Linked DNA regions of Mus musculus: region 1 is linked to region 2. Evidence: chromatin contacts called from ENCODE POLR2A ChIA-PET data. All regions are on one chromosome and are shown on one strand. The core of a region is the stretch at or near the end of the contact, and the rest is flanking DNA. Distances in the headings are between cores, read along the strand shown.

Region 1 (5,005 bases), core at 1,945-4,444, 33 kb after region 2:
GAAATACTGCTAGCCTTGAGTGCCAAAATATACTTCCCAACTTATACACACTTAAATGGGAGAGGGGAGCAGTGTTTTACACATTTCACCAAATATGACTATAGAGCTGTTTCTATTATTCCTTGGAGATCAGTGTAAGAGAGGAAATGTGCTCTTCAGGAGGACATTAACCATTTCTGCCACTCACAAAATGGTACTTTGCAGGAAAACTAACAGATATAGCTGATGTAGCACATTATTTCGTATTTTAAATCTTCCTAAAAGTTTCTGATCACCACATACTAAGTGATTCAGGATACATTATTTGGAACATTCATTGGTGGTGCTTCCATCTAGCCTCCTTTATTTGAAACAGGGTCTTATACAGCTCAGGATGGCCTGGAACCTTCTACATAGCTGAGGATAACCTCTAACAGTGCAGGGATTGCAGGCAGGAACTGGAGATGGAACCCAGGGCTTGAGGCATGGCTGGCAAGTACTCTTTATCAACTGAGTGAGCTACACCTCCAGCTCTGGCTTTGTAGTATTTTTAAAAAGGCTTCTTTTTTTTAATTATTTTGTATTATGTCTGCACAAATGTGGACATCGAAGGATAACTTGGAGTCAGTTCTCTCCTCCCACCATGTGGGTGAGTCCCAAGGATTCAAACTTGGGTCACTGTCAGGTATGATGCTAAGTGCCTTCAACCACTTATCTATCTGCACAATTGTCACCAACTCACACTGGTTCTGTAACATTAGTTACTGAAATAAAAGGAACTTGATATTTAGGATGCTATTCTCTAAACCAATTAGTTTCCTTAGTTCTGGAGGAGGTTTACTAGGGACATTTCCCAGGACCCTCAAGAAATCTAAATGAGACTTACTAACATTAAATTATTATGAGCATTTATTTTATTAGTACTGGAAACTCAACCCACCAATTCAGGCATGTCTGACAAGCTTTCTATCACTGAGCAACAACTCCAGCAGGACCATTTGTTTTAATACTTCACTCTGTGAACTGAAGTACTTTTTTTTGTTGTTTGTTTGTTTTTGAAACAGGTTTTATCTGTGCAGTCCTGGCTGTCCTGGAACTTGCTCTGTAGATCAGGCTGCCCTCAAAACTCTTGAGATCCACCTGCCTCTGCCTCCTGAGTGCTGGGATTAAACTTGTGTGCCAACACCTTCTTTATAGCCACATGTTTTGCATTCCTCTACCTTTCCAGCTTGAAAAATTACTAAGTCTCAAATCAGCACAACTTCAATTTATAGTGGGGGAGGGCACAGCTTGCTTCAAGTCTACAAAACTATCAATTTCTACAATAAAATTACCCATAGGGTAAAATGCACGCCCCATCTACACAATTTTGATAACACTTTTTAGACCCGACTTAATTTGGAAGATTTCTATTCTCTAATTAAAGTTCTTACATTTCCAACTAGTATTTTTGTTACACTAACAATTTCAAATTTCCCAAATATTACTGCTTCAACTGACAGAACCTAATGAAAGGCCAGAATGCTGAAAAATCTGTATTAAACTAACTTTTCTTTTTTTGGCTTTTTTCGAGACAGGGTTTCTCTGTGTAGCCCTGGCTGTCCTGATACTCACTTTGTAGACCAGGCTAGCCTAGAACTCAGATATCCGCCTGCCTCTGCCTCCCAAGTGCTGGGATTAAAGGCGTGCCCGGCTAAACTAACTTTTCTTATAAAAAGATTGTTTACTTGTTCAATTTTCTTCACAAGATTATCAGGCAATCAAAAACAAGAACACTAATGTTTTAAACTTCAAAAACAGGTTGCCAATATTTTTCAACAGTTAAAAAAGCAATCTGTCATCGTCTTCCATTTTAACTAAGTTTCTAAAGTTTTTCTCCGCCCCCCCTTGTCCTTTCATAATTATCCTTTTAACACAAAAAGTTGAAAACTACAACACAGACGATCACTTCTGACACAGACCCTGCACTAACAAGCGGGATCACCGAAGGGCAGTCCTGGCCAAGGGCATAAAGGTTACCACCCTGCCTCCGCTAAAGAGCGCGCCGAGAGATAAGTTTTCTTAGCCGGCCTCCGAGAGGCCACCCGCTTCCAAGAGTTTGCAGCCTCCCCAGTCAAAAGGCCAGTCTCGTTTCCGGTGCCACCGAGCTGCAAATCTCCTACCCCATCCCCTGGGATACAGTTTCCTCCCGCTCTCGCGCTCCCCTCCCCCTGGCCAAGGACGGGCAGCCGCAGCGATCCTCCAGCCCCAGCAGCTGCTCCAGGCCCTCAGGCCGCAGTTGGCCGAGCGGAGCAGGGGCAAGCAGCCAGCGTTGGCTCTCCGTTCCCTCCCTGCCAGCGCCTTCCCGCCCCGCCCCGTCCCTCCCCGCCCCCCGCACTTCCTACCTTCCTCCATCCCACCCCCCCCAACCAAAGCCAAGGTCTCCCCGGCCCACAAACCTGACGGCGGAAGTGACGTCATAGAGGCCCGGCTACGTCCGCAGCCAGTCACGCCACAGCGGGGAGGTAGCCCCGACCAACCGGCGCGAGCCAGAGGGCGGGACTTCCGTCCGCCGCAAGTTTGATTGAAGCGGCGGGGGAGGGGCGAGGTGAGGAATGTGAAGAATGACCCCCCTCCCCCGCCCGGTCGCCGAGGAGCTGGGCGGGAAGCGGAGGGGGCTGGGGCAGGCCAGCGGCCACGCGGCACCCCTCCCCCGCCCGAGCCCCAAGGCCCACGGCATCCGTGGGCCACCGGCCCCGGGGCCACCCGCCTGCCCGAGGCGCCCAGGCCATCCCACGGGTCCCAGGGTGCGGCGCGGCAGCCCCCAAGTCTTCCCTCCTGGTCGCCCGCTGCCGCCGCCGCTGAGTCTGGAGGAGGGAAAAATGGCGACGTCCCCGCGCTCGCCTTCACGCCCGCAGTACCCACCTCAAGCTCGCGGATAAAGGCGTCCCGCTGCCGCCACGGGAAATGGTCTGGCTTTCCCCCCACCGTGGCCCTCCACCGCCGCGCCCGGGAGAGAGCAGCGCGCGAGAACCCGGATGGAAGCGCGGGCGGGCGGGCGCCGCCTCGGCGGCCTGAGGGAAGGCTACGCGCGCGCCGGGAATCCGAGGCGGGGGCGGGAGCTGCGGGCAGCGCGCATTCCTATTGGCGGACGCTGTTGACGGACGTGTGCCTCGCCCTCTCGCCTTAGCCGGTCGGGGCTCACCCGGACCCCCACTGGAGGGTGACGGCTGAGCCCGCCCCCGCCGCGGAGAAGGCGGGTCTGGCCCGCCCACCGTGACAGGCTCCTCTTTCCCTACTGGAGGACCGGGAGAATAGCGAGGACCGTCCTCTGAGTCCCGCCCTCCGCGGTGATGGACAAGTCGTGTCACGTGGCCTCCGTCCGCTCTGCCGGCTGCGAGGCGGGAGGTGCTAGAGTTTTCGGGGCGGTTTTCACGTGTACCCAAGATGTTGGATTCACTCAGTCTTCCCTCTCGGGGGCTCCGGGGCTCGACGCCAAGGCCACTCCATACCTCACTTCACCCATCTGTCACATAAGGAGTTAGGTCTCCTATGGTGTATCTTTTATCTCTTTTATTTTTTTTTTCTTTCCCATGTATTGAAATTTTTGTGCTAAAACTTTTTCAAAGCAATCTTTACGAATTCTTTTTTTTTAAATCAATGCAAAAGCATTTCTTCATTCTTACTGGAACTTTCCATGCACTAGGAGACCTCTCTGCTCTTTGGTGGGTGGGTTGGGGTACTATTTAATGATAGTAGGTTTGCACGGTTTAAAAAAGAGAGTCAAGAGAGTCAAGCATCAACAAAACCCTATGAACATTCATCTGCAATCCATCCAGGGGAAAAAGGCACTGTACACGTCAGCAAAGTGCTTATATTATAAACTCCAACTATAAGCCATCCTAACATTCTCTGTCCAAAGCAAATGACAAGAGAGTTTAGAAGATGGGAGAGTTTGGGACTAAAGTGAACAAGTGAACAAAAAGAAGAGGAGGGTGGTGAACCTTGTGGGATAGGTAGGATATGGGGAGGAAGAGCTTCAACCTTCAGGATATACTGTGAGAAAGAGGATTATAAACCACACGATGTCATCAACTCTTCATACAAAGCTGGACTCCTCACAGTAGGTTTTCCTTCGTAGGCATAGCGGTGTGGATTTTGCTGTTTCGTTTTCTTCCTTTTTTTCTTTCTACTTTTTTTTTTTTTTCAGTAAACAGAAACCTAATTTGAAGGTGACTTACAGAATCAAAATGCCTCAATATAGCCACCTGACTGGCGACGGATGGCTGAAGCTTCTGGTTTCCGTCCTAAGAGAAAGAGACATTCTAGACTATGGGAATTGGGACCTATAAAGTAGGAGTAGCCCACAGAGAAGCCACCCCCTGGGCCCTGAAAGAGCAAATTCCTTCAGCCGAGGTCCTTGGAGAGGCCCACCCTGTGTCCTGGAGGCTTTGCTACCTCAGTTCCGTTCCACCTCTAGCATGACTCCCTCCAAATTTTCTCAGTCCAGACAAACAAGTAATTGTAACCAAAACTGCCAAAGTAAAGCATACATACTTCTCGAAATGTCCTCTGGCCTCTTTGCCTCAGTCCTCCCCTTGTTAAGATCTCCTTTGACCTGTGTCTTCTCTTTTGTCCTTTCGTTCATTGTTCATTGCATGACTTCAAGATGATATATTCACTTCTTGATCTCCCTGCTGTTCATCGATCAGACTCTCCGTCCTTATTCCGGGGTGTGATGGGCCATTTTAGTGTGTCAGTTTGAGCCACCATGCCCCAAGATATCTTATTAAATAATATTGCTGGATGTCTGTGAGGATGTTTCTAGAAGAGATTAACATTTAAAGTGGTAAACTAAGGAAAAACTAATGGCTTTGCCTAATGTGAGTGGATATCATCCAGCCCATCCAGGGCTTGAATGAACCAAAACGGTACAGGGACACAGGGTGGCTGAATTCTCTGCTTTCTGACTCCTAGGCCCTGAGATTTCACCAGCAGCAGCTTGCCTAGGTCTGCAGCTTCCATATGGAAAATTGTGGGCCACGGC
Region 2 (4,725 bases), core at 663-3,162:
ATTCTTCAGCCCCAGCTAACCAAAACCACAGAATCTTCACAATAAAAATAGCAGCGGCACTGATAAGAGTCTTTAGTCTTCCCTCTGAAATTTCACAAGCCAGGCCTCCATCTTGTGCACTGTTCTCAACATTATCTTCCAAGCTCCTATACAACATCCCACAGAGCTCTTAATACCGAATGGATCTTCTAGCCCAAAGTTCCAAAGTCCTTCCACAGTCCTCCCCAAAACATCATCAGGTTGTCACAAGAATACCCCATTCCTGGTACCAATGTGTCTTAGTCAGGGTTTGTATTCCTGCACAAATATGACCAATAAGCAAGTTGGAGAGGAAAGGGTTTATTCAGCTTACACTTTCCACATTGCTGTTCATCACCAAAGGAAGTCAGGACTGGAACTCAAGCAGATCAGGAAGCAGGAGCTGATGCAGAGGCCATGGAGGGATGTTTCTTACTGGCTTGCTTCCCCTGGCTTGCTCAACTTGCTCTCTTCTAGAACCCAAGACTACCAGCCCAGAGATGGCACCACCCACAATAGGCCCTCCCCCCTTGATCATCAACCAAAAAAATGCCCCACAGCTGGATCTCATGAAGGCACTTCCCAACTGAAGCGTCTTTCTCTGTGATAACTCCAGCCTGTGTCAAGTTGACACACAAAACCAGCCAGTACAGACAATAGGGCAACTGTACATACAAGCTCACTGCAGTTACAACACCATGCACAAGACCCGTGCAAGCCCAAACCAGAACAAATCTCAGCACAGAGACAAGAGTTCGGCACCAAATACCTAGTACCAAGCTACGGCAATTACTAGCTGCTGGGAGAGGAGGAGAAGGGTTTCTCTAAGAGTATATAGCCCGAGGTAAGCCAATAACAATCCAATGAAATATTCAAGAATATTGAATTCAGCATAAGTTAGTCTTAAAGGGTTTTGAAACAAAAAAGAAAGATAGGTCACAAAGATAGGTGGACTGGGGACAGAATTTTCAGTGGTGAATATAATCAAAATGAGTTGTATATATAGATCAGAGAACTAAAGAGAAAAGGAGAAACCAGGCTACACCGCCAGAAATTCAGGGAGCCAACAAGCCCTGGGTCATGGGGGAAATGTCTCTTCCCATTACATCACTCCAGGCTCTTGGAAGATCCCAGAGCTCAAGGGAGCCACACAAGGTCATTAGCCCACAATGTGTAAAAAGGCCACCCCCACTCCCCCCTACACACATATACACACAGGCACGCACGCGCACACACATACACACCACACACACAAGCCTTGTCACACACCAAGACTCCAAACTTCAAGACTAGCTCTAGTCTCTTGGTCTTTGCCGTTGCATTCAGCCAGGCAATTCTGTATGTTTTCCCCGCAAGGCAAGCGACCAAGCTGTATTTCCAAATTCATGATGAGTGCAGCTCCCCAAGACTTCTGTCCTCACCAATTCAGACATTTGTTCCTGTGGAGGATGGCTCTGATCCCTCACAAACCTCAACAGAGAGCGGGGGTGGAAAGGTGACATCTAGATGCCCCAGGTCCAATCTCCCTGACCTGGCACTAACACAGGGGACACACCTACAGCGTCATAGCCTGGGAAGCAGGCCAGACTGACCTGTAGCTTGTTTAGGACAAGATAGTGGACCCCTAACCCCGTTCTCACATGGCCCCCTCCCCATCCCAGGGTCTTCACCGAGACCCTCCTCCGGGATGGGCAGAGAAGCTGATTCCACTCCCAAAGACTCCACGCATCGAGGATGGAGCAGCGGCAGACACCTGAACCTTGTGGGTGGCCCACGCCAGCTCTCCGGACTCTTCCCCGCCTGGAGGGATCTGCAAGAGCCGAGGACGTCTGCACTTTCGCTCACCAGAACCGCAGTAGAATCGTCCACAGGCACAGGTGACGACTGCAGGATGCGGAAGTACACCGACCGGGGTGACGCGCGCGCACTTCACTACCCACGCAGCGCTAGAGATGGGGGAACTACAATACCCAGAATGCCGCGTACTGCAGGACACCCCATGCTGACTTGGCTGCAACCCGAAGCTTCAGACTATAGGAGGGGCTCCCTAGCACTGCCGGACTCTTTCATTGACTGCAAGACAACAGGGTAAGATCTTAGAGAAACAGAAAAAAAGCAGAAAAGCCAAACCGAAGTAATCTTTGCGTACTTCTAAGGAAGCTCATTAATCAATTCTTTTAAAAAAGATGTGCTATCTAGATGCCTTCCTCCTGCCAATTCAATCTTGGTTGGTTTTTTGTTTGTTTGTTTGTTTTGTTTTTTTTCTTTTTTACGTGCCTGTGAGTCGTGTGTTTTAAACTGCAGCATGTGTGGATACTGTGGGTGTTGTTTCTTGAAAATAATACTTTTTTTAAAAAATGATTACAAAAAGACAAGGGCAAACTAAGTTTGAAGATATTCATAGTGTAATGTTTTAAACTATTTTGCTCATACAAAAAAACACTTCTTGGTTGTAACAGAAAGACAAAAATCTTTGCGAAAAGACTAGGAATTTGAGCGGAACTCAATTTAATTGAATTTGAATTTTCAATTGTATTTCTAGTATTTGACGTGAGCAGTATTTTCAAATTATTTCCCATTTGCTTCTTAAAGTGAGGTGGCAAACAGCAGAAGTCAACAGGGACCAGATTCAGTCTTCCACATAAAACAAGCTTTAAAAGGACAACATGGACTAAGAAACCGATGGGGAAGCACTGCACACAGAAACAATGGAGGAATATCAGTGATGTGGACAATAAACGAAGTGAGCAGCGAACTCCCCTGGTGAGAAACCGTTCTGGCACAGAACAGAGAAGGGAGACCCGAGCAAGACCTGGAGGTCAACCTGAGACGAAGCCGGGGCCCTGGGGAAACCAAGGCAGCTTCAGTTCAAAGGACAGTACGAAGGACCAGAGAAATCCACAGAGGTTCAGTGGCTCCTTCCTCGGGCGTTCACCGAACACTGACAGCACGCGACACACAGCTGTGCCATCCCAGGGAAAAGTCCCGGGAAAAATGTCAGTGGGAATAAAGGGGGTGAGGAACAACACCTCTTCCTATGAGGCCATAAAGCCTTCAGAGTTGTACATAATACCTGGAAATGGTTTCATCTTGATAGGAAGACAAGATGGGGCCCCCGAGCCTTTCTTGTTTCACCTAGGAAAATGCAAAACTAAGCCTAGAAAAGATCAAATTGTTTACAAGTAACTTCATTTTATTTTTTTTTAAGTTTGAGCATACTTAGGATACACGCCACACTTGATAAGGCAAAAAACATGGAATGTCAAGTTTTCAATTAAAAGATGTCATGCCAGTAAAATGGGTCTATATTGTTCAGATAAAGAAAAAATAAAATCAGTAAGAATAATACTAGGAAATAAGGAGAGGCGCTGGAGAGGTGGCTACCGAGTGTTAAGAGCACTTGGGAATCTTGCAGAGGACCCAGGTTCAGTTCCCAGCATCTATAAGATGGCTCACAACTGCTTAGAATTCCACTTCCAAGGATCAGATGCCCTCTTCTGGTCTCTACAGACAACTGCATGCACACAGTGCACTTACCTGCAGGCAAAACACATTAATACTTATAAAAATAAATAAAAATGCATTAAATAAAAATACATTAAGTAAAAAGAAATATCATGTGGAGATGGTCTCAGTGGATAATGTGCATGCCATGGTGCTCAAGCATGAAGATTCGGGTTCGGATGCTCAACACCTTGCTTCAATTTTGTTGTTGTTGTTTTGCATTTTGAGATAGGGTCTCTCCAGAAACTGTCCAGAAACTCACTTTGTAGCCCCTGCTGGCCTCAAACTCACAAAGGTTCATCTGCCCCTACCTACCAAGTCCTGTGATTAAAGGCGTGTGCCACCATGCAATTTGTATGACTAGAGTGGCAGAAAAAGACACCTGACGTCAGCCTCTGACCTCCACACACATGCACATGTGCAAACACATACGTACCCACACCACACACACACACACACACACACACACACACACACCCGCATGCTCGAGTGTAAAAAGATAGAGAGAGATAAAGGGACTGGACCCAGAACAGACCTCAGCAGCTGGGACCCAGCTGAGGAGCCAACTCTGCTCATAAATCCGAAACACTTCCAAAAGCCATCACCTAAGATAAGCTAGGTTTGTAAGGTTTTTTTAAAATCCATCTCTTAAGACACTAAGAACTTTCTGTCTCAAAATTGCTATAATGCCCTTCAGTTCATTTTTTTTTTCTCACAAGAGTATGCACACTGGGTCAGGAAAAAAAAAATGAAGACATGATGTCTACTGCTCTAGAGGAGGTGAGACCTGGGAGAACGGAGTCAATAAATGAAGCCGACTAGAAAGTCTTATGCAATAGCCAACTTCATTCAGAGCATCAGCCAGTTTATACTGAGAGTTAAGAAAACTCAAAGTCCTCATGAGTTCAAGCTGTTAACAACCACAAGGAGAAGCCAGGTGTAGGACAAACGTGTTTTTTCACAGAAGTGAAACATTTAATTGACTAACACCAGCAAGCAATAACAAGTAATGATGAGTCACCTGAAGAAAGCGCTCTGCTATTTGCTCCACCTGGGAGGAACAAGAAACTGCATTCAAAACAGGAAATGTGTTCTTGGGTGTAGTTTCATGTTTTGAAGAAATGGGTCACAAGACTCTCGGGGTTTGTTTTGTTTTTAGTTTTCTCACAAACATTCAGAATTCTCACACTACTCCATTCTTGG

Evidence for each region. ChIA-PET counts read pairs that join two places held with the same protein, here RNA polymerase II (POLR2A).
Region 1: POLR2A ChIA-PET joins it to region 2 with 16 read pairs in embryonic stem cell. The contact joins the enhancer-like site here to the promoter of Zfp169 in region 2. POLR2A ChIA-PET finds 5 or more read pairs at or near these places in 3 of 5 experiments (Patski and embryonic stem cell).

What each region holds. Positions count from the first base shown.
Region 1 is chr13:48,543,467-48,548,471 of GRCm38, forward strand. No RefSeq gene overlaps it. Among named protein-coding and RNA genes, the nearest start is that of Mirlet7a-1, 7.7 kb to the left of the region's middle. Within about 2 kb of position 3,195, at least 2 of the 3 ENCODE cell types and tissues checked have a DNase peak (open chromatin) inside an H3K27ac peak, as active enhancers do.
Region 2 is chr13:48,511,524-48,516,248 of GRCm38, forward strand. It overlaps Zfp169 (zinc finger protein 169), which reads right to left and starts at 1,913. Exons shown (of 5, transcript NM_026450.3): 1 at 1,772-1,913. It overlaps A830005F24Rik (RIKEN cDNA A830005F24 gene), which reads left to right and starts at 2,047. Exons shown (of 2, transcript NR_165458.1): 1 at 2,047-2,106; 2 at 2,611-3,316.